Linked DNA regions of Homo sapiens: region 1 is linked to region 2. A link is a loop called in an ENCODE intact Hi-C map of the cell type or tissue named here. Cell type or tissue: mesothelial cell of epicardium. All regions are shown on one strand. Each heading gives the region's core, and the rest is flanking DNA. Links, peaks and the distances in the headings are about the cores only. Region 1 overlaps ZNF143 (zinc finger protein 143). Region 2 overlaps SBF2-AS1 (SBF2 antisense RNA 1).

Evidence for each region. A loop is a pair of places that touch in the nucleus more often than their neighbours do. Peaks named below come from ENCODE experiments on the same cell type or tissue, not always from the same donor. Only the 100,000 strongest peaks of a DNase experiment are listed, where the experiment ranks them.
Region 1: it touches region 2 in a loop (8-fold over the local background); 14 of 110 quality-filtered maps call a loop at or near these places.

What each region holds. Positions count from the first base shown.
Region 1 is chr11:9,522,922-9,534,924 of GRCh38, reverse strand. It overlaps ZNF143 (zinc finger protein 143), which reads right to left. Exons shown (of 16, transcript NM_003442.6): 15 at 9,539-9,685; 16 at 6,401-7,395. The coding sequence ends at 7,312. Among named protein-coding and RNA genes, the nearest start is that of WEE1, 45 kb to the left of the region's middle. RefSeq lists an enhancer at 4,543-5,269. In mesothelial cell of epicardium, for the core only: no CTCF peak of the experiment used is centred there; DNase peaks (open chromatin) are centred at 4,466, 4,707, 5,464 and 6,068.
Region 2 is chr11:9,760,226-9,772,228 of GRCh38, reverse strand. The region is part of intron 1 of SBF2-AS1 (SBF2 antisense RNA 1); the gene reads right to left. Among named protein-coding and RNA genes, the nearest start is that of LINC02709, 6.7 kb to the right of the region's middle. RefSeq lists enhancers at 6,328-7,151, 8,060-8,560. In mesothelial cell of epicardium, for the core only: no CTCF peak of the experiment used is centred there; a DNase peak (open chromatin) is centred at 6,388.

The DNA.
Region 1 (12,003 bases), core at 2,414-10,413, 240 kb after region 2:
CTATTTAAAAAGATAAGCCAAACCCCTTGGGGCAGCAGAGATTTTTTTTTTTTTTTTTTTTACCACTTTGGGTTTTCTTTAGAATTTGCAGAATTTGTGTGAAGGGCACTGGCACTGAGTCTGCACCCAGATTAGAGCTGTTTTCCACATCCCTTTCCTAGGCTGGGGGGCTTTGGGGCAGATTAGTGATTAGGCTTGTGGGGGGCTTCTGTGTGCTGTGACCTGTGCGTGCCAGGGAACCCCTGCAGCAGTGAGGCAAAGTGGGAAGAAATCTGGAATTGACATTAGAGCTGGAATCTCATTTTCTTTCATCTTGTAAACCAAAACATGACCATGGCAGATCTCAACTGATTCAAAGTTTATTTTGCCAAGGCTGAGGACGTGCCTGGGAAAAAGAAACCCAAGTCACAATACGATCTGTGACCCGTGTTTTTCCAAAGAGGATTTGGGGAACTTCAATATTTCAAGAGGTGTAAACCAAAAAGTATCTGAGATAGGTAACAATTAATTTAGAAATTTATGTTGCCAGCGTTAAGGACGTGCACTTGGGAGACAGGTCTGTGCCTTTCTCCAAATATGGTTTTGAGGGCTTCAATATTTAAAAGTGGGAAAAGCAGGCTGGAGGGGAAAGACGGAGGGTATGGTCACATGACTGAATCCACATGTTGCAAGAGAAAAGGAGCAGGTAGGGGAATAGTCAATTATATATTCATCTTTGTAGCAGCTAAGGTGAACATAGAGTAGCTCTGTGGAGATACTTAACTTTTTATCTGTAGCTACTTGCTTAGGAACAAAAGGAAAAGTAACTTCTTGGATAATTCAGCTTTCAGCTTAATATTTTTCTTTTGGCATAGTGAAATTAGGGTCCCAAGTTTTTATTTTCCTTTCACAGAGGAAAGGGCAAGCAGGAGGGGAAGGGAAAAAAAAAAAAGGAGGGTGGGTAGGCAATGAGGCAAGTGGTTACATTCTTGTGAGGCTCCGGTTAGAGTTCAGTGAGTCTATGTTTTACATGTAAAAAGAAAGGGGTAGAGGAAAAGTCAATTATGCATTAGTCTCATGCTCAGTCAATCTACATTTTTTATAAGATAAGGTGAGCATGTGAAATTACAGCTCTTTGGGAACAAAAGAAAGGCCGTATTTTTGTTTTATTTTTGCTTTTTTGTTTGCATGACTCAGTTCCCAAGCTTTGGCCTAGTGAATTTGAGGTCCCAAGATTCTATTTTTGTTTCACAGTCTGAATGCAGAAAAGTGAGCAGAAAAAGCTTTTGCCAGGCAATTTTAACTATTCATGCAATTATCCTGAATTTTGAGCATTCTTCATTCTCAGCAAGATTTTCTGTCCTTGCAGTTTAGCCGTGCTCTAGAAGCAAAACGAAACTCCTGCATGGAGAATTGAGGAATCTCTCTGTACATCTCAAGCCACGTGAGTTTGGAACTGGAGGGAACAGCTAGAGGTGCCCTGCTACTCTGCAAGACCTCCAGGAGTTACCGGGAAATTTAAATCCCCAGCTGTCTTAAAGGAGCCCATAATCTAACAAGAGATAATATATTCCCAAAACACAGGTCACACATCTGCAGCAAAAACAGAAGGGCTAATAGAAGCGCACGCCTCAGCAGGACAGGCTACATAATCTGTGCGGCTCCGTGCAAAAATGAAAATACGCAACCTCTTGGTCAAAAGACAGGAAAAACTTGCTTTTAAAGGTACACATAAAGCCAGACACAAAAAGACAAATATAATATGAGGCGCCTACAACAGTCAAATTTATAGAGACAGAAAATAGAATGGTGGCTGGGCACGGTGGCTCACGCCTGTAATCCTAGCACTTTGTGAGGCCAAGGCAAGCAGATCACTTGAGGTCAGGAGTTCAAGACTAGCCTGGCCAACATGGCAAAACCCCGTCTCTATTAAAAATACAAAAGTTAGCCGGGCATGGTGGCACGTGCCTGTAGTCCCAGCTACTTGGGAGGCTGAGACAGGAGAATCGCATGAACCCAGGAGGGGGAGGTTGCAGTGAGCCGAGATCATGCCACTGTACTCTAGCCGAGATCATGCCACTGTACTCTAGCCTGGGTGACAGAGCAAGACCCTGTCTGAAAAAAATAAAAATAAAATAAAATAAAATAAAATGGTGGTTGTCAGGAACTGGAATGAGGAAGGATGTGGAATTATTGTTTAATGGGTACAATTTCAGTTTGGGGAGATGAAAAAGTTCTGGAGATGGATGGTGGTGATGGTTGCACAACAATGTGAATGTACAGTTGTCCTGCAGTATTGGAGGGGGATTCGTTCTAGGATTCATCAAGGACACCAAAATCCATGGATTCTCAAGTCCCTGATAATAAATGGTATAGTATTTGCATATAACCTACACACATCCTCCTGCATACTTTAATTCATCTCTAGATTACTTATAATACCCAATACAATGCCTACACATCATTCTTATGAATTCAACATAGTACTTGGTACCTTGCAAATTCAAGGCTTGCTTTTTGGAACTTAGTCTTTTTTTCCCTGAATATATTTTTTCTTTTTTTTGTAGAGACAGGGTCTCACTATGTTGCCCAGGCTGGCCTTGAACTTCTGGCCTCAAGTGATCCTCCTGCCTAGGTCTCCCAAAGTGCTGGGATTACAGGTGTCAGCCACCACACCAGCCTTTTTCCTGAATATTTTCGATCCATGGTTGGTTGACTCCATGGATGTGGAACCCAGGGATGTGGAACTGATGGATACAGAGGGTTGACTAAGTACCACTGCACACTCAAAAATAGTTAAAATGGTATATTTTATGTATATTTTATTACATACACAAAATGGTAGACATAAGCTTTTTCCTTCTTTTATAGTCTTTCTCTTGACTTGTCATGGTGCTTATTTGCTACTTAATGTCATTCTAAGAAAAACTACAGGACGGGCTCAGTGGCTCACACATGTAATCCCAGCACTTTGGGAGGCCGAGGCAGGTGGATCACCTGAGGTCAGGAGTTCGAGACCAGCCTGGTCAAATAGTGAAACCCTGTCTCTACAAAAATACCAAAAATTAGCCGGGCATGATGGCGGGTACCTGTAATCCCACTTACTCGGGAGGCTGAAGCGGGAGAATCACTTGAATCCAGGAGGCGGAGGTTACAGTGAGCCGAGATCGCGCCATTGCACTCCAGCCTGAGCAACAGAGCAAGACTCTGTCTCAAAAAAAGAAAAGAAAAACGACAAATTAAAAATTTTGGCATGCATTTTACCCTCCACTTTTATATCATACAATGCCAATTTTAAATGTGAATATCAGAATATTTATCTCATATTTGGAATCACTGAAATTATACAATTTGAATTTTGTGGTTCATCCCAGAAGGGTTATCTCCTGCTGGTTCAAAGGCACAACAAACACAAGCCAGGCTCAGGAAAGTTGGAAGGAGGAAGAGAGGATTCCTCCAGGCACAGAGCCTGCTGAGAAAGCCTCCAGGGCAGGGGACCTCACAGATGCCTGTGGGCAGGTGCTCTGTTGGGTCTGACAGGTTCCAGGTTCCCTTTCCTCCAGGTGTCTCCCCTTCCCACAGGCCTGCCACCTCAGCCTACAGCAAATGGGCTACCAGTGTCTTTAAAACTCAGAACTGGGACACTGTCAGTAAAGGGCTGGGCAAAAGTCTTGCCCCTTTCAAGGCTCAACTAAGGCTGATTGTCCACCAGGAGCACTGTGGTGCTGCCAGCCTGGAGTGGGGATGGCCACCACCACGCCCCAACCCTCCCTGAACTGGGATCAGACTCCTGCCAAGGTTAGAGGGTGGCAGCAGTTGCAGGGTGAGGGCAAGGAGGGAGAGGCCAGGTGGGGCAGTGGTGGTGAGAGCACTTCCAGGGAGGCAGCAGCCGGTGGAGCTGTGTGTAAGCTCAGGCGCTAAGCCCCCAGCACATGCTTTGTTGATGCATGAGACTTCATTTACAAAACACACACAAAGATAGACATCAAGACCGCAGCCGGGCGGGCGCAGTGGTTCATGCCTGTAATTCCGGTACTTTGGGAGGTGGATCACTTGAGCTCAAGAGTTTGAGAACAGCTTGGTCAACATGGTGAAACCCTATCTCTACCAAAAATACAAAAATTAGCTGGGCATGGTGGTGAGCACCTGTGGTCCCAGCTACTTGGGAGGCTGAAGTGAGAGGATAGCTGGGGCCCAGGAGGAGGTTGCAGTGAGCCCTGACCACGCCACTGCACTCAAGCCTAGGTGACAGAGCGAGACCCTGTCTCAAAAATAAATAAACAAAAAGAATTTCAAGACTGCAACCACAGTCCATTAAACCCCAAATCCAGGGCCCTTCTGAGTGCACTTTCTTGTTCAAACTGTACTGATCACATGCCCATGCAGGCGTGTCCTGTCCCTCAGGCAGAAGGGGAGTATTTGGCTGGAGTATTCCTTGAAAGCGTCATCCCTGAAGGAAACCTAGGTACAGAAAGTGCTTATCATGCAGGAGGCTGAGGCAGCTTTTCTCCCCTTCCAACACGCTCCCTTTTCCTCTTCGACACTAGACTTCAGCTCTGCCCCCTTCTTTTTCACATCCCACTCCTCGCTCGCTGCTGAGGTCTACCAATAGTTGACTAGTCTATAATCTTATCTGAGCCAGGAAATACTGGACGGTAAACTCCTTGGGTTGATAAATGGAGTCCAGTCAGTTTCAGCACTGAGACCACAGTTTCCCAAGTTGCTTACCTAGCCCCAGGGCTGTCACACGGGAAGGCAAGCAGCAAGCAAGAGACACTGTACAAAGTTAGTTTGCCCTGAAGGCCTGGGGGTGGGTAGGAGGGGAAGGAGAGATCTGGCTCTCTGGGCAGCTGTCACCTCTAGAGAATTAAGAAAGCCTCGTCCCTCCCTTAACTCTAAGTTCTTTTGAGTTCAGACTAGGGCACATTTTCTTTGTAGTGGCCTCAAGCTTTGTCTGGGGCAAAGCAGGGTGGTTTTTTTGGACGGAGAGGTTTTCCTTGAGCACTGTCTGGATCAAATTCCAGAGGGTTATGCCCCACCTGGTTCTGTTTGCTAGCGTTTACTCTTATTTCAAGTGTCTTTTTGGGATTTTTCAACCTTGGACGTTTCCATGTCCTGCACTGTGAAGAGACCCTATAGCAGCTTTCCTAGCAATTGTCAGCACACCAACTGCACCCTTCCCCTGGAGGAAACAGGCCACCTTGCCAGGCTCCTGAGGCCCCATTCCCAAGAAGGCAGGTCAGGTTAAACTAGCAGCGACCCTAGGCCCTTTTCTCTGGGTGCCAGAGGTCATTTTCTTTTGAGCTGAGGGATAATCAGGCTAACCAAAACAGTCCAGGTTAAGCCCTGCCCAATCCAACTGGCAAAGGTGCTGGGAGTAAAGAGAAACACCCTGGAATTTGAGCAAAGTCAGATCTAAGGGGCCATGGGAGGCTGACAGCTTGGTTTTTGGTCCTGGGAAGTACAGCAGCCTGGCTGGGCCCAGTGGGGAGGAGCTCCTGGCCAGCAGCCAGGACCAGCACTGGGAGGCTGGGCGCCACCCTGCCTGCGATTTTGCAGATTCTGGTCTTCTACCCCGCCCAACAGCCCCTTTCTGAGCCTCAGTGGGCTTCCGGGGGGAGTTCTGTGTGGGTCTGTGTCTCTGTCAAGAATGAAGACTCGATCGGTGGTTGACTAGGGCTTTTGCTAATGTTATGCATCTGTAAAGGGTTCTGCAGGAAAAGTTCTGCCCAACCCTGAAGGGCTTCCGATTTCAAGTAAGTCACCATCCTTTTTAGCAAGATCATAGAACCTGATCAAAGATAACATTTATGTAAAATCAAACAGCACAACGTTTTCCCCTTTCTACTGTAAAGCTTGAAATGAAAAAGCCACATTTCAGCTCTCTGCAAATAAAGCTCGCTGAACTACAGTGCAGGAGGGGCTGCTGCGGAACACACCATCTTTTTTTTTTTTTTTTTGACCTTGGTGAACGCTGATTTTCCAGCATTAGAAAATGGTTTTTATACTGCTCAATTCATTAGGCAATCAGAAATCACCAAAGTTCATCTTGATAATCTCTGCCACAAATGAGCATTTGAGGAGGTAACTGTGGTGCAGTGAAAACACACTAGACTTGGAGCCAGAAAGTCTGGGTTCTCGTCTTGGTCCTGCCTCTCCATAGCTGTGAGGGCTGGTACGACAGTCAGCCTCCCTCCTGGACTCTTGGTTTCCTCATGTAAAAAACGGAGGTAGTAAATCCCATATGTCTCACAAAATTGTTGTGAATATATAAAAATATATGGAAAAGCACTTACTCTGTACTTGATAAACAACATCCTTTCAATATGTGTATTAGGTTACATTCCATTACATTTGCGATATTTTCTGCACCATTTCCCCCCAACCCCCCACCAATATGATAAATAAATAAATATAAAAGTAACATTTTAAAAATTGCTGTATTCAAAATTAATAATAAACTTTGGGGTAAATAAGCTTTAAAACAAAAGTACATAAGCAAAAATAAATAATTTACACCAACCCACTAACCTAATTTTCAGAGTAAAGCCATTTCCAATTACAGTACTGTTATCCCGGGCACCAGCCTGTGGTTAAACTTTGATGATTCATTATTTTTAAAAAACAGTAATAAAAATTGAATACTAAGCAAAATCTTTAACAAAACCACTGGATTTAACTTTTTAATTTTAAATAACCAAATTTTATAATTTTGTACATAATTCAATGTAATGCCAATATAATTAGCATTTCAGCTTGAAGAGCTGGTTTTTAACAGGGATGGGAAACTATAAATTATTCAAACAGTCTGCAAACCATGAGATACAAATAAAAATGGACAAGCATATAGTAGAACAAAAACCGCAGACACTCTACTAACTGGGGAAATATCTGAAGGCTTTACACCCTTTATTATCCATAATGGCTTTTGGAATTACGATTGTGTGACATATAGAACCTTTGATATTTTAGATACAGCCTTTATTTTTTTTTCCACGGGAAGTTAAAAATCCATCATAAGACTCCATAAGACTTTACTAGTCTTGCATGTAGACTCTAGGAGTTTGTGATCTGATAAAAGAGTAACATGAAAATTTACTGTATTGCCCTAATTTCATACTTCCTTGTACACAATGAATCACTCTGAGAATCTATTCCAAGGGTTATATACACAAAAGTGTCAAGAATAAAATGTTCTCCACTCTCGCATAAAAATGTGTACAGTGTATCAGGAATGGAAAACTTCTAATTTTCCTGGGCCCGGGCTTCATGGATTTCTGCTGCCAGAAGATGAAAGACTCCTTCTGCTTTATTGCTCCATTGTTCTGAGGATTAATCATCCAACCCTGGCGTTTCTCCTTGTTGGATTCTAGACGCTATTCTGATGGCTTCTTCCAGAGATGGCTGTTCTCCAAGCTGAAACAGGAACACACACATCAAACGCTAACAATTCAAAAGCCACAGTCAAGAAAATGCCAAAGAAATGTTATATGCCAGAAGTGAAACTTCTCTCTGTAATTCTGACACTTGGGATTGTTAAAATACTACTGCTAACTCAAACATTAAGAGAACAAAACAATTTCCTGCAGGGGAGAATAATGCAATGCAATTTCTTTTTCTTTTTTGAATTTCAAATCCTATGTGCAGCCAGGCCTGGTGATATGATGAGGTCTCAGCGGGGCATGGTGGCCCATGCCTGTAATCCCAACACTTTGGGAGGTGGAGGCAGGCAGATTGCTTGAGCCCAGGAGTTCGAGACCAGCCTGAGCAACATGGCAAAACGCCCCATCTCTACTAAAAAAATACAAAAATTGGCTGGGCGCGGTGGCTCACGCCTGTAATCTCAGCACTTCGGGAGGCCGAGGCGGGCAGATCACGAGGTCAGGAGATTGAGACCATCCTGGCTAACACAGTGAAACCCCATTTCATTTCTACTAAAAAATACAAAAAAAAAATTGCTGGGCGTGGTGATGGGTGCCTGTAGTCCCAGCTACTGGGGAGGCTGAGGGAGGAGAATGGCATGAACCCAGGAGGCGGAGCTTGCAGTGAGCCAAGATGGTGCCACTGCACTCCAGCCTGGGTGACAGAGCGAGACTCCGTCTCAAAAAACAAAAATTAGCTGCGCATGGCAGCGTGCACCTGTACTCCCAGCCTGCCGTGCCTGGCCTGCAATTTACTTGGGATTTTGATAAAATCTTCATACAGTCTGGCCATGGTGGCTCATGACTATAATCGTAGCACTTTGGGAGGCTGAGGCAGGAGGATCACTTGAGCCCAGGAGTTCAAGACCAGCCTGAGCAACATAGTGAGACCCCATCTCTATTTATTTTTACATAAATAAAAACTAAAAAAAAAAAAAATTCATACATGCAAGAGACAAAAGATGCTTACCTCAGCCAACAAAAGAGAGCTTCTTGAGCCTTTAGCTTCTATACCCATAAACTACATAAAGCCAACAGCTGACATTTCCTGGAGTGTGTTCTAACTCTTTATCAAGTAAACACGTGGGCGGAAAAAAAATCTCCCTAAGGACAGGTAATCTGCACCTAGCCCCTAGGATTCTATTTTACTTTACATTCTAATTTTTTTTTTGAGACAGGGTCTCGCTCTGTTGCCCAGGCTGGAGTACAGTGGTGCGATCTTGGCTCACTGCAGCCTCAACCTCCCTTGCTCAAGTGATCCTTCCACCTCAGCCACCTGAGTAGCTGGGACTACAGGTGCACACCACCACACCTGGCTAATTTTTGTATTTTTGTAGAGATGGGGTTTCGTCATGTTGCCTGGGCTGGTCTCTTATTTTTTGAGATGGGGTCTCATTTGTTACCCAGGCGGGAGTGCAGTGGCACAATCTTGGCTCACTGCAGCCTCAAATCTCCTGGGTACAAGTAATCCTCCTGCCTCAGCACCCCCCAAGTAGCTGGGCACTACAGGCAGCCGTCACCACACCCAGCTAATTTTTGTGTTTTTTGTAGTGATGGTTTTCACCATGTTGCCCAGGCTGGTCTCTAATTCCTAAGCTCAAGCTACCTACCTGTCTCAGCCTCCCAAAGTGCTAGGATTATAGGGATGAGCCACCATGCCCGGCTGCACCTAAGATTCTAAATTCTCTGCTTCCCAGAGAATGATTCCTTCTAAGTCTTCTGACATTCCCCACTTTAAAATGGGGGCTGTGCAAGGATTCTCAGAGGACTTATTTAGGATTTGTGTTTCCACTAGGTTTTTCTCTAAGGAGTAGCTCTTAAGTGCTTTACAGACCCCTGCCTAATTAGACTTTTATTTTGAGAGTAAAGATGCCTGGGTGGGTGCACACAGGGATATATACCTGAAGGTTTTTTTTCTTGCTATAAATTCCCCTAGAATATGCAAAGATGGGTAGAGAACAAAGTGCTGGTCTTTTTGAGTCCACCTCAAATACACCGATTTCCTTAAAGTAGGCTAGGTGATAGAGATTATTCTACACCTTGCCTCCTGTAAAGGTTATACACGAAGCACAGTGTACAAAGTTGAAAGCTATGAGCAGCACTGCTGTCGACTGAGGACAGTATGCCTTGGTACTCACCTGAACTGCAATCTGGGTGCCATTGGATGTTGCTACTAAGGTCAGAGGTCTGGTTTCTGTGGTTACTAAGTGATGGCTATGCTGCTGGTGCCCCATTTCTGATGAGGCAGTATGGAATGCTGCCAAGTCTTGAGCTACAATTGCAACCTTAAGCAAAACAAAACAAACCATACACATAAAGAATTAAACCTGCGATTTAAATAGGTTAAAGTCCACTTAATACAATGGATTTCTTCAAATTGAAAAGGAAAAACTCCTCTGACCATAGACTTGTCAAAGCCTATATTGAAAGGAGGTTTATTTGAGGAAGTTGAGGCTCATTATCTAAGGTTATGAAGTGAGCCAACGGCAAAATAGGGTAGAGAACACTGGAGAAATGGATCTGCTATGCCAGGCCCCATTAGCCAGGGAGATGTGGCTGTACCTAGATTCTATTACCCCTAAGTGACTGCTTGGGAAGTTATGTATGTGGACTAATTTGCACCTCAAATGTCCATTTTTTTTTCCTGAGATTGGCTCATAGGAGAAAATAAATGATTTTTTTCCTCTTTACTTGTCGTATTTAAAATTAGATTTCCATTTAACTAGGAAAACTGAAAGGACCAGTGGTACTACTGACAAACAGCATCTCATCTCATACTCATTTCCCATTTTAGACTCCATGGAATCTTCCCATACTCCTCTTGCAGCATCTAGCCAGGAGGATTAAAAGGGCTTTTGTGGCTCTTATACCACAAGTACAACTTTTTAAAAAAATGCAGATAACATGGAAAATGGCAATTAACTATTTCTGTTAGATGATATTCTAAAATTTTACTCAGCCAAATTCAGAGAAAGAATAGATTAAAAATGAAAACTGCTGTTTTACTTGGCTATTCATCCACTAAAAATGCTACATTTTAAGCTAATAGATATTTAGCTTGGATCAATCCCAATAATGTTCCCTAATTCTATAAGAAAAACAGATTTCATTCCAGCAATGTCTAAGTAGCTTATATTGGGCTAACCTTCCTGCAGATAACAATTATAAACCCTTGACAAAAATATGAAAAAGCAACTATATGAAGGCTTTGAGGAGCAATGACAAGCAGGAAGAAACTAGAGGGGATTCTCAAAAGAAGGGAGTCACACTGTGTTATATCTGTGTTTAAATAGATTTCACACTGAGGGCACTACCCAGTTTGAGCAGCCTGGGGCAACTTAAGGTTAAAGATAATGGAGTCCAGGGCTGCCAGAATAGCAGTACAGAGAAGAATAGCCCAGAAAGCAAAGAATTTGAGTGGGAAGCCCCCAAATCTTTGTATAAACTGTCCTCAAATCCTTTTTTTTTTTTTTTTTTTTGAGGTAGTCTCGCTCTGTCGCCCAAGCTGGAATGCAATGGCTTGATCTCAGCTCACTGCAAACTCTGCCTCCCAGGTTCAAGCGATTCTTCTGCCTCAGCCTCCCGAGTAGCTGGGATTACAGGCATGCGGCACCTCACTCGGCTAATTTTTGTATTTTTAGTAGAAACAGGGTTTCTCCAAGTTGGTCAGGCTGGTCTCGAACTCCTGACCTCAGGCGATCCACCCGCCTCGGCCTCCCAAAGCGCTGGGATTACAGACGTGAGCCCCCGCGCCCAGCCAGAATAATAATTATTATTATTATATATTTTTTGAGACGGAGTCTCACTTTGTCGCCCAGGCTGGAGTGCAGTGGCGCCGTCTTGGCTCACTGCAAGCTCCGCCTCCCGGGTTCACGCCATTCTCCTGCCTCAGCCTCCCGAGTAGCTGGGACTACAGGCGCCCGCCATCACGCCCAGCTAATTTTTTGTATTTTTTAGTAGACACGGGGTTTCACCGTGTTAGCCAGGATGGTCTCGATCTCCTGACCTCGTGATCCGCCCGCCTCAGCCTCCCAAAGTGCTGGGATTACAGGCGTGAGCCACCGCGCCCGGCCTCAAATCCTTAAGACCCCTCAACACAAATATTTCCGGTTTCCAACAACATTCCAACAAGACTGGCAAAGCAGCATCTAGAAGGCTGAGAAACTAAGGAGAGCTTTCAGTGCAACTCACCAAAGAGAGACGGAATTTGAAGTTTCAATCTTACCAAGTTAGGAGGTAAGATTACGTCCCAGGACTAAATATTCACCCTAAGACCTTATAGCAACACTGAAACAGACCTGCCTTAACAAAGTACAAAACCCAGCCACAACACGTAATTTAACTAGCTAATAGAAAAAAAAAATCAATATTCTCCAGAGAAAGATAACAAAATTCAGAATCTCTATAATGTGTCATCCACAAGGTCCAGAATGCAATTTAAAAATTACAATTGCTTAGCCAGGCATGATGGCTCACGCTTGTAATCCTAGCACTTTGGGAGGCCGAGGTGGGTGGATCACCTGAGGTCAGGAGTTCGAGATCAGCCTGGCCAACATGGTGAAACCCCACCTCTACTAAAAAAAAAAATACAAAAAATTAGCTG
Region 2 (12,003 bases), core at 2,789-10,788:
GAAAATCATTTGGGAGCTACTTTTCATAAAAGGAAAACCTTACCAAGGACTTCCTTACCCTATCTGCCTAATTTCTTAACTCCTCCTATATCAACTTTATTCAGGATTTGGTTTCGTTATAAAGCCACCTTTAATAAAGGACTGTACGTTCTCCTGGAATGATAAAAGGTTTTTTATCTTTTTTGGTTTAAAGACAAGTGTCTTTCTGGATTGAGTACTCTGGTTTCTCCAGAATCCACGTTCTTTCTGCAAGACATGACTTCTCTGGTAAATTCACTTTTGTTTCTTTCTTCGTTGTGATGGTTAATACTGAGTGTCAACTTGATTGGATTGAAGGATGCAAAGTATTGATCCTGGGTGTGTCTGTGAGGGTGTTGCCAAAGGAGATTAACATTTGAGTCAGTGGGCTGGGGAAGGCAGACCCACCCTTAATCTGGGTGGGCACCATCTAATTAGCTGCCAGTGCGGCTAGAATATAAAGCAAGCAGAAAAACGTGAAAAGAGAGACTGGCCTAGTCTCCCAGCCTACATCTTTCTCCCGTGCTGGATGCTTCCTGCCCTTGAACATCAGACTCCAAGTTCTTCAGCTTTGGGACTCAGACTGGCTCTCCTTGCTCCTCAGCTTGCAGACAGCCTATTGTGGGACCTTGTGATCATGTGAGTTAATACTTACTAAACTGCCCTTTATATATATCTATCCTATTAGTTCTGTCCCTCTAGAGAACCCTGACTAATAAATGCATGCATAATTTAATTTTTTCTACATTCCTGGGTTGAAATTTTTGTGAACATTCTTATCTTGGTTTCATTTTGGTTTGGTTACATGAATCTGTAAATGATTTGGCTCCTTTCCCTTGCTTGTTTCTAAATATCTTCTGAGAGCAAAAATAAATATTCTAAATGGCAGGGGCAGGATGGCTATTTAAAAGCCACTAGGACAGTTGTCACTATCTAAAACATGGGTCCAAACTCTTGACATTCTCTGACAGGATTTATAGGATTTTCTTTGCTCTCAAGAGATTAATAAGAAATGAAATGGGATTCTCAAATATTAAGGCATGCCAAGGTTTTCTGAGACTCCAGCCAGCTACATATTATGGTCTATTCTCATGAATATATTTAAACTAATGGGCCAGGTGCAGTGGCTCACGCCTGTAATCACAGCAATTTGGGAGGCCGAAGCAGATGGATCACTTGAGCCCAGGGGTTCAAGAACAGCCTGGGCAACATGGCAAAGCCCCATCTCTACAAAAAGTATAAAAATTAGGCAAGCATGGTGGCATGCACCTGTTGTCCCAGCTTCTTGGGAGGCTGAGGCAGGAGGATCAATTGAGCCCAGGAGGTTGAGGTTGCAGTGAACCATGATTGCACCACTGTACTCCAGCCTGGGCAACAGAGCGAGACCCTGTCTCAAAAACAACAACAACAACAACAACAACAACAACAACAACAACAAATACTAATGGACAAATCATATCAAGGAAAATTCAGGGCTAAAATGGTCTAACGTGGTGGCTCATGCCTGTAATCCCAGCACTTTGGGAGGCCAAGGCAGGTAGATCACTTGGGGCCAGGAGTTCGAAAAGAGGCTGGCCAACATGGTGAAACCCCATCTCTGCCAAAATTACAAAAATTAGCCAGGTGTGGTGGTGTATGCCTGTAGTCCCAGCTACTTGGTAGGGTGAGGCACAAGAATCACATGAACCTAGGAGGTGGTGTTTGCAATGAGCTGAGTTCATGCCACCGTACTCCAGCCTGGGTGACAGAGCGAGACTGTCTCAAAAAAATAAAAATTAAAAAAAGAGTCATAATTTGAACTGTCTAAAATATACTACAACTATAGTGTTAACATCACAGTCTACCCCTTGTGCCACACAGATCTTTACTCTCCACCAGGTTCAGGGAGAAGTTCCTCCCCATTTCCCTTGGGCCTCTATTCCCAAGGGGAACTCAGAAGAAAGCAGGAGGTCTGTGGGACTAACTACGGCCCCTACCAATGAAGTTAATCTTGGAGCCATAACTGGCCTTCATTCTCTCCCTCGTCCACTATCTATTCCGAATTCCCCCGACCCTCAACAACCTCCTCAGATGTTGGTGGCTTACCTGGTGGTGTGAGCCAAACCTTCATTCTGGGGGTGAGAGGAGGGGGAGGGAAGGGGATAAATGCTAAATAATCAAACCCTTCTCAGGGTTGCTGCATATCCTTTCACAATTACAGTGGGGCTACCTGGAGGTGCACAGTGGATCACATGGGCTCCACACACATTCCTCCTGCCCTCATTATCCAGAAGCAGCCTTGCCCCTTCCTGTTGATCCGGGTCAGTTATCCCTGCCAGTATGATGACTCTTCTTGTCTGCTGGTTTCTGAGCACGAAGAATCCCAAGTGCCCTGCAGCAGCCGCAAACCATACATAGTTCAATAGGACCCTTGCTATCATACTGTCCCCCAGTTAAGTGCTGTGCTGTGTGGAATTCCATGCCTTTGGATCAGGCATTCTGTACATCCCTGGAAAGTGACGCTAACTAAGGCTCTGTGGTGAGGAAAGGCAAACCCATGCCCAGAATAAGTCTCTATCCCTGTAGAGATGAACCATTGGCCCTTCCAGAATTGAAAGGGCCTGATGCGGTTGACTTGCCCCAAGTGATGAGTTGGTCTCAAGGAATAGTGCCATTTCAGGGGCTCAGCATTGGCCTCTCTTGCTGACACACTGGACATCTGAAGGCCCCTAGACTTTTCTGCCATATCACATCACAGTGATCTCCAAAAGGCCTCTTAAAGAGGGGCCATGATGATGCTTTGGGCTCCAAGTGTTAATGTTAACTCAAACTCTGCATCTGCTACTCCTCAAAATGTCTTGTTATCCCCATTTCTCTAGTGAATGATTACCTAAATGGCCATAGGTCCCTTTGGGGGAAAAAAATGAAGGAATCATTGTGACATATACTTGCTGCAATTCTGCAAGGTCCTTCCTCTTAGAGAGCTGGCCAGCTCTTTAGTCAATGGTTCTCAAACCTAAGCTAATTTTCAGATATGGAACCATTCCTTTCTAAGGGAAGCACCTGTGAGGGACAATGGGCAGGGAGGCCAGAGAGGTTGGGAGGGCTATCAGACCATGATGGGGGTGGACCGCTGTGAAAGAGAGAGGGAAGGAAGGAACAAATATATTGAATAAATTATAAACATCTGGTGCATACTGGGCACTGAATTGCTCCCAAGGAATCTCTGGATGAATACAGTACAGCTCAGCCCCCAAAGAACTCACAACCTAAAGTAGACCCAGGCTATTTGCTGTAAGCAGAATAATCCCCCACTTCTCTGAAGATGTCCATGTTGTAATCCCTGGAACTTGTGAATATGTCATCTTACATGGCAAAGGGGAATTAAGGTTGCATATGAAATTAAGGTTGCTGACCAAGACATTATCCTGGATCGGTCCAATGTCATCACAAGGGTCCTTATAAGTGGAAGTGGGAGGCAGAAGCAAATGTCAGAGAAAGACCCGATAGGAAACTCAATAGGAGAAAGATTTAATGAGCCATTTCTGGCTTTGAAGATGGAAGGGGGACAGATGTGAGCCAAGAATGTGGCAACCTCTGGAAGCTAGTAAAAGGAAGAAAATGGATTCTCCCTCAGAGCTCCAGAAATGAACATAGCCCTGCCAACACCTTGATTTTAGCCCAGTAACACCATTCTGGACTTCTGGCCTCCAGAATAGTAAGAATAAATCTGTATTGTTTTAAGCTGCTAAATTTGTAGTAATTTGTTACAATAGCAATAGGAAACTAATAGGGCTATATAATGAACCACAGTGATTTGTGCAATTGCATCGTATTCGTACAACAGCTGTATACTGGGGGCAGGAGCTCAGAACAAGCAAATTGGATGGGGGATGGCCTAGGGAGAATAAGATGAGGCAGAGGGGCATAGGTGCAATGTGATATGCAGAGGCAGCTGCTGCAAGGCCAAGAGGGACACTCACACATGCAAACATATAATCCTGTGCACACACATGCAACACAAACAAGGGCATACATGTTCTCACATATACACACCCTAGTGATACTGGCACTTACGCATGCAGACTCTTTCTGACGTAGGCCCACCCACTGCCTGGATTCCACCTGTTTTTCGTGACCTCTCTTGTATTAGTCTATCTCATGCTGCTAATAAAGACATACCCAAGACTGGGTAATTTATAAAGGAAAGAGGTTTAATTGACTCACAGTTCAGCATGGCTGGGGAGGCCTCAGGAAACTTACAATTATGGTGGAAGGGAAAGCAAACATGTCCTTCTTCACATGGTGGCAACAACAAGAAGTGCTGAGCAAAAGGGGGAAAAGCCCCTTGTAAAACCATCAGATCTCGTGAGAACTCAGGATCACAAGAACAGCATGAGGGTAACTGCCCCCATGATTAAATTACCTCCCACTGGGTCCCTCCCACGACATGTGGGCATTATAGGAACTACAATTCAAGATGAGATTTGGGCGGGGACACAGCCAAACCATATCATCTCTGTCATCTCTTAACAGCATATTTCCTGAGGGCAGCTGAATTTAGCAGGTGGGGATAGGGCTTGTCTACCACGGCTCCATCACTAGCCTTCACCTGAGCAGGAGGTACACTGGGAGGCTGAGACTCACCAGTTGGGGGGCAACTGGTTATTATTTACCTGCCCAGCATTTTAGTATGTGCGGTGTCAGGGTAAGCCCTGACCATGCACATGTTCTCCCAAATCTCAGTCTCTCCCCTCACAGCTGTATGATGGAACCTATTATGAATGAGCTGGTCACCCAAAACCAGTGTGTCCATCTTCCCATGCACTTGTCTGTCCATTTTCTTTCATTCAACATACATTTATTGATGCTTCTTCTGTGCTAATGCCTGCTCCTGGATACTCTGGACCCCAAATAAAATAACCTACTATCCAAGATATGATTTCTGGTGTAACCAGAGCTATGATAGGGTGAGAGCAAGTAGGAGCCTGCAGAAAGATGGGAGGAGCTCATAGCCCAGCCTTGGGGTAAGAGAGGACTTCCTGAGTAAATGACATTTAGGCCGAGTATTAAAGGATAAGATCACTGGGCAAAGGTGAAATCACGAGGAGCAAGGAAAAGAAGTTAAGTCAGGTTTGTGACATGTATTTTAGAAAGATCTCCCTGGTGAGGATGGCGAAGGGGGACTGGGAGGGAGGCAGGCCAGTGAGCAGCTGCTGTAATTATCCCAACCTGAGAAGGCAGTTGGGCTGGATAGACGTGGGAGCTCCAGAGACATGCCTGAGGTGGTATCTGTAGGATGTAGGGCCTAACTGATGGAGACAGAGGGGATAAAGGAGGAGAGGGGCACTTGAAGACTGTCAGGTTGATGTCTGGGACATCTAAGAATGGCCCCAGCCTCAGACTCAAGTGCCAGGAGTAGAGAAAGGATGACCAGGTGGGGGGCACCCAGGCCCTGGTGCTGACTTCAGGAGCAGGCATATGCTTCCCAGCTGGTAGTGAGGGTATGTGCAGCACTTCCAGGATCCGGGAGGGGTTCCCCAAGTCACATACACACACACCGATCACACGTCTGGGCTTAGAGAAAGAAGTTAAGTAGCCCCTCCCCATTTTAACAGCCGAGGAGTCCATGATTTCAGGAGGTTAAACGACCTTCTCCAAGGCCACACAGCAGTGCCTGATGGAACTGGGATTTGAACCCAGGCTTGTCTAACTGCATCCTGTGCTCTTCTCCCCAGTCCTGACAGGTCAACCAGGCCAGTCTTGGCACCACAGAATTAAGAGTACAGGGGACCTCTGACCTCTACGTCACACCCAGCCTGGCCAGGCCATTTACAGGGCCATTCAAAGCCAGGACTGCCTCACCCTCTTAGACACTGGACCAGGACATAAAGTTCTCTTTGTGGGCAGAATGAGCTTGGGCACTCCAAGGAGAGGTGGGATGGGCCCACAGCTAACTTAGCCCTCTCATACCCACTCCATACCGTGGCCACCCACCCCACAGCTAGAGCACCTAAGAAGTGCATCTCCTAGCCTGGAGGTGAGCAGGAGGAGCCAAGGCCAGCATGTCCCCCACTGACACACAGCTCAGCCATAGCTGGGCCTTCCAGGAAATCCAGACCTGGGCAATTAGAAACAGAGAGCTCAGGGCTTAGAATGAGATACTATGCAGGATCCTGGTGAGGATCTGGCCCTGTCTGAGCCTATTTCCTCATCTGTAAAACATGAAGTTAGGCTTATTTATCCTACAGCTCCCACAGCTGCAATGGTCTTTTTGCATCTCCTCTGCAGTCCCTGGCCTCATCCAAGCCTAAGAGTTGAACAACAGATGCCTGGTCCCTACGGAAAGCCCCCAACTCTGGCCTCAGCAGATCCACCTCCTCACTCCCCACAGGTCCCCTGAGGTTCAGTGCAGCCCCAGCCAGAAGAATGTGAACCATTCCCGGCATCTCCTCCCCTGTGGCCAGCCCAGAGAGGGGCTGAAGCCTCTGGGCCCTTCTGACAGGAAATTAGCTGGGCCTGGCCTTCCCCACTACCAGCTGCTCTGCTGACCCTGACCCTGTGTTTTCTGAAACTTGATACTGCAAATTTCAAAGCCTCTTCTCCATTCCCTGGAGGCCTGGCTGAGCTGTGTGTCTAGTGGGGCCTCCAGCCTACGTGTGGGCCTGCCTTCCTGTCCTGGAAAGGGCCCTGGCTGAGAGTGGGGCAGGGAAGCCTGAGGCCCAGCCTCTGCCATGACCCTGAGCAGGGCCTACCCCCAGGCGATTCATCTCCCCATCTCTGAGCTGCCAGATGGAACCCACGTGCAGAGTGGCTGCAACATGGAGAATGGGTTGGAGGGACACAAGAGGGGCAGTGGAGAGACCACTTCAGAGGTAACTGTCATGGTTCAGAGAAGAGATGGTTTGGACTAGGATGGGATAGTGAAGATGACGAAAACTGTAGACTCAAGAGGTACTTAGGAAAACGGAGAGATACTGGTGGTGGTTTGGCCATGAAGACTGGGGGACACAGGTGTCAAAGGACCTGCTAGGTTTCTGAGTTACCCAGCTGAACGGATGGTGGTATCTTTCCCTGAGATGGTGAACACCAAAGGATGACCAGGGTTGGGTGGAGGAGGGGAAAATATCCTGTTTGGCCTTAGTTAGAGGCTGAGGTGCCTTTGAGATGTCCCAGTGAAGAGGCTGAGCACTTGGATATCAAGAGGTGAATAAGCTGAAGATACTTATTTGGGAGGGAGAAAAGTAGATGGTAGCTTGAGGACATGGATAAAACTGCCAAGAAGGAAGAGTATTAAGTAAGAAAAGAGCCCAGCCTGTGTCTTAAGGACACTAATATTCAATGGCCAGGTAAAGGAGGATAAACCTGGAATAGAGGGTGAACAGAGAAAGAGCATTGTTGTGCCTTGCAATGAATGGAGAAGAGTGTTTCCAGAAGCAAGAGAATGTTTGGATGCTGCTGGAAAATCTAAAAGAAGAGTAGAATGAAAAATGCACTTTGGATTTAGTGTCCTGAAGGTCACCTCACCAGTGATTTTAGGGAGTGCTGTTTCGGTGAAGTGAGGCAGGTAGAGGCCAGGCTGTCATGGACAGGAGGCATGTGAGGTGTGAGGAAAGAGACAGTGCTCTGGAGATGTTTGACCATGGTTGAGAGGAGGGTGGGGCAGTAGCTGCAGTAAGACATGGAGTCAAAGAAAGGGGCTTTTGTTGTTTTTTAAGGTAAGTGAGATTCAAGCATGTTTAAATGTTGATAAGCAGAATCCTGTTCAGATGAGAGGTTGACAATGCCTGAGAAAACAGGGACAACAAACATAAAAGTGTTTTTGACAAACCAGGAGGGCTTGCCAGGGCCCCTCAGCAGGGTAGGGCTCAGAGGGAACATCTCTAATCCTTTGAAGCTGGCTCCTGGGCACTAGGCTGGCTGTGGCACTGCCTCTGAGTGCTCTATATGCCCCACAGCCAAGGCCAGCGCCCTTGGATGGCCAAGTACATGTACCTTATGGATCTTATTCAACCCTAGTTGAGGATGGCAGGGGTTAGAGATGACTGGACAGACCATGGTGGGCCATGATGTCCTAAACAAGGGTGCTACATCCCTGGAAGAAGAGCCATGGGCCTCTAGGCCTATTGTGGACATTAAGCCCATTGCCAGTGACAGGATGCCTGGAGCCCTGCTGGATGACATCCCTAAGTCCAGGGTCCCCAGATTCCTCCATTCCAGCTTGGCAAGGCCATTTTGGCTCTACTGGCATGGGACACTTCCAGGCATACCACAGGGCAGTGGTTCTCAGAGGACGGCCTCTAGACTAGGAGTATCAGCATTACCTAGAAACTTGTTGGAAATGCAAACTCTGAGGCCCCACCACAGATCTATCAAATCGAAAACTCTGGCAGTAGGGTCCAGCAGTCTGTGTGTAACAAAGTTTCCAAGTGACTTTGAGGCACCACTTCTATAAGGTATCAAGCTGTTCATCCCTCCATTTGCTGTCCATCCAGTAACCTAAAATTCACACATCCACCAATCTAAACAGCCATCATCCAACTGTCCATTTCTCAATGTAATTCAACCATCTGTCTTAGTCAGTCTGAGCTGCTACAACAGGACATCCACAGACTGGGTGGCTTATAATCAACAGAAATGTATTTCTTGCCGTTCTGAAGGTTGGAAAGTCCAAAATTAAGGCACTAACAGATCTGGTGTCTGGTGAGGGTCTGCTTCCTGGCTCACAGAGAACTAGCTATCAACAATCCATGTTCACATTCTGTCCAGCCACCTGTGCCTATCTATCTAATCTGATGTAGTCTAGTCTATCATCAGCCTAAATAGTCATCATCCTAAACATTCCTTTATTTATGTTACATACATCTACTCACTATCCTCACAACTCATTTATAATACAAAGGAATGTCTAAGTTCTGGTACCCACCATACCCACCTCCCCTTTCTAAGGAAAATGGACACAAACATTTCTTTCTGCTTAAAGTTTCAGGATCATATCATGTGTATTAAGTGAAATCAGTTCTATTTCTCTGGGCAGCAACCCTGACTGGACAAGGGGCAGGTTCTTGGGGTTCCTCAACTAAAGGCAACTGTGTTTGTATGTGTATAATCTTAACATATATACACACACATATATATATAGTAGCTTATGTATTACACACATATATGATATATTCTATAGATATAGATCTGTCAGACATATGCGTACATATATAACTTCAATAGCTTGCCATAAAACTCTGCCCAAATGAGGTTCTCTGTACTGGATGGTGACAGACTTAGCCAGTCATAAACATTCTCTTCCTTCATTTTCTTCCTTGGAGAGTGTGAATGTTTGGTCTCACTGAGAAGTCAGGTCACTTCAAGCTCCAGTTCTATCCTAACAATGGTAAGCTATGTTCCAGTTTTCAATTAAGCCTGCTGAATATACCTGCCTTGAAAGAGTGGGATTTAGAGTGACCTTACAGTTCAGACAGAAACAGCTTTGCTGCTGGGCGTGACTCTCAACCCTGCATTTAGCCCTCATTATCCAAGACAAATGTCAAGCTGCCTCTGCTGGAGGGTGGAGCTAGACAGCCACACTATACCACGTATCCTCCTTGTCCACAGCTGATTTGAGCAGGGCCACCTCACCAGAGGGAGGTCGCACCCATATCCCATCCATCAGCAAATCCTGATTACCTTCAAAATACGTCCTAAACTGGACCACTTATCACTGCCCTCACCACTGCCACCCTGGTCCAAGCCACCAACATCTCTCACCTGGATTTCTGCAGTTGCCTCCTAAGTGGTCTCCCTGTCTGTCTCCCTTTCCCACCTTGTCCCTTTCAGTCTATTCTCATCACGGCAGCCAGAGAGGTCCTTTTTAAAATCTAAGATCATGTCATTTCTCTGTTGAATATCCTCTAATGCCTCCCCTCCTTCTTGGAGTAAAAGTCTAAGTCCTCACAATGGCTTGTAACACAATTCATGATCTGTCCTCTGCTACCCGTCTGACCTCATCTTCCACCATCCTCCCCATGTTCACACAACATCAGCCACACCAGCCTCACTGATGTTCCTCACACAGTGCCACACAGTTCCCACCTCAGGACCACTGCACTTGCCACGCCCTCTTCCTAGAGCATTCTTCCCCCAGATATCTTCACGGCTCACCCCCTCAATTTCTTCAGATCTCTGCTCAAATATGACCATATCAGGGACACCCCCTCTGAGTATCCTATATGCAGCAGAAACCCAACCCCTCCCCAAACTGCTCCCTGCTTTATTTTTTCCATAGCATTTAACGTCAGCACACATGTAACTGCCTACTGTCTCTCTCTCCTCATTAGAAAGTATGCTTCATAAATGCAGCAACTTTGTTTTGCTTGCTATTTTTCAACACGTAGGAGCTTTGTTGAGGTACAAACAGTCACATAAATAAGCACTTGGTAAAAACTTGTAGAAGGAATGAGTAAGAGTGGCTGAGAGTAGACCATGAGCAAGAAAATCGAGCAGAGGGAGCCTGCTGAGACAGGAATGAGTACAGAGAAATGTGAGAAAGAGAGGAACCTTGAGGTCCTCGGGAGACGGAGAGAAGAGCCACCGTTCCTGACTTTCCAGTTCCAATCTTCATGAGGCCTGAATGTCAGTGCTCTCTGCAAGGTTGTCCACTGTATTCTCACAATTGTACTCCTCATTCTTGAAAACATTTGGAGTTTTCTTTGTTCCTTGCAACAAAAACAACCTTGACTTGAGCAGTATCCTTCCAACCATCCATCCACCCATCTCTCCAACCCTACATGCCCTCCTAATCATTTATACTTCTTTTTTTTTTTTTTTTTTTTTTTTTGAGACAGTTTCACTCTTGTTGCCCAGGCTGGAGTACAATAGTGCAATCTCAGCTCACTGCAACCTCTGTCTCCTGGGTTCAAGCGATTCTCCTGCCTCAGCCTCCTAAGTAAGTGGGATTACAGGCATGCACCACCACACCTGGCTAATTTTGTATTTTTAGTAGAGACGGGGTTTCACCATGTTGGTCAGGCTGGTCTCAAACTCCTGACCTCAGGTGATCAGCCTGCCTCGGCCTCCCAAAGTGCTGGGATTACAGGCATGAGCCAACGTGCCTGACTGATCATTTATACTTCTAATCATCTGTCTACAGATCAGTCCACTAGTCCATTCATCCCTATAAGCATCCATTATCCTAGAGTCCACCCATCACCCATCGATCCATATAACCAACAACTATCCATCCACATGTTACCCTTTCATAACCTCCAGGTAGAGGGGAGTAAGGTCATGAAGGATCTCATCACAGGGCTGAGGCCATCCAACTTTAATGCTGAAAAGTGGGAAGCTATGGAAGGATTTTGAACAGGAAAGTTATATAGTTGGACCTGTATTTTAGAAAAATAACTCTGACAGCTATAAGCAAGATAGATAGGTCTTACTGTCTAAAGGCGGGAAGACCAGTTGGGGTAATATTAAAATATTCCAGATGATGAATTAGGGCAGAGACACAGGGGCTTCAGAAAAGAAGATTCAAGGGAGAGACAGGAAAGCAGCTCTGGGAACAAGCCCAAGCCAGAAGGGCAGGCCTAGATGGAAAACTGTCTAATAGGGGGCCTCAGTTTTGCAATCACCAGCTCAGCCCAAGCACTGTATTTGCCCCAGATCTCAAGTGGAACCAGGCCTCCTGCACATTCTGCACATTTGGGGCAGAGTTCCCAAGAAGCCCAATCCAGAACCAGTCCTCTCTGGGCCCTTCAGCAGAGCACTCTGTCCTGCATCTCAGGTCTCTGAGTAAGTGGTATTTCCAGAGTACACATGCCCCCACCAACTCATCTCACAGCTCAGCCTTGGCTACAGAAAGCCAGGGCCTCTTCTTTGTTAATTTTCTTCAACTCCTCAGAGGTTGGGCCTCCGGCCCAGTGAAGTCAGGGTCTGGGAGGCAGCCCTGGCTCCCTGCCCGCCCACAGAGGATATATTTGGAGCAAGACAACTCCTTCTGGACACAGAGCTTGG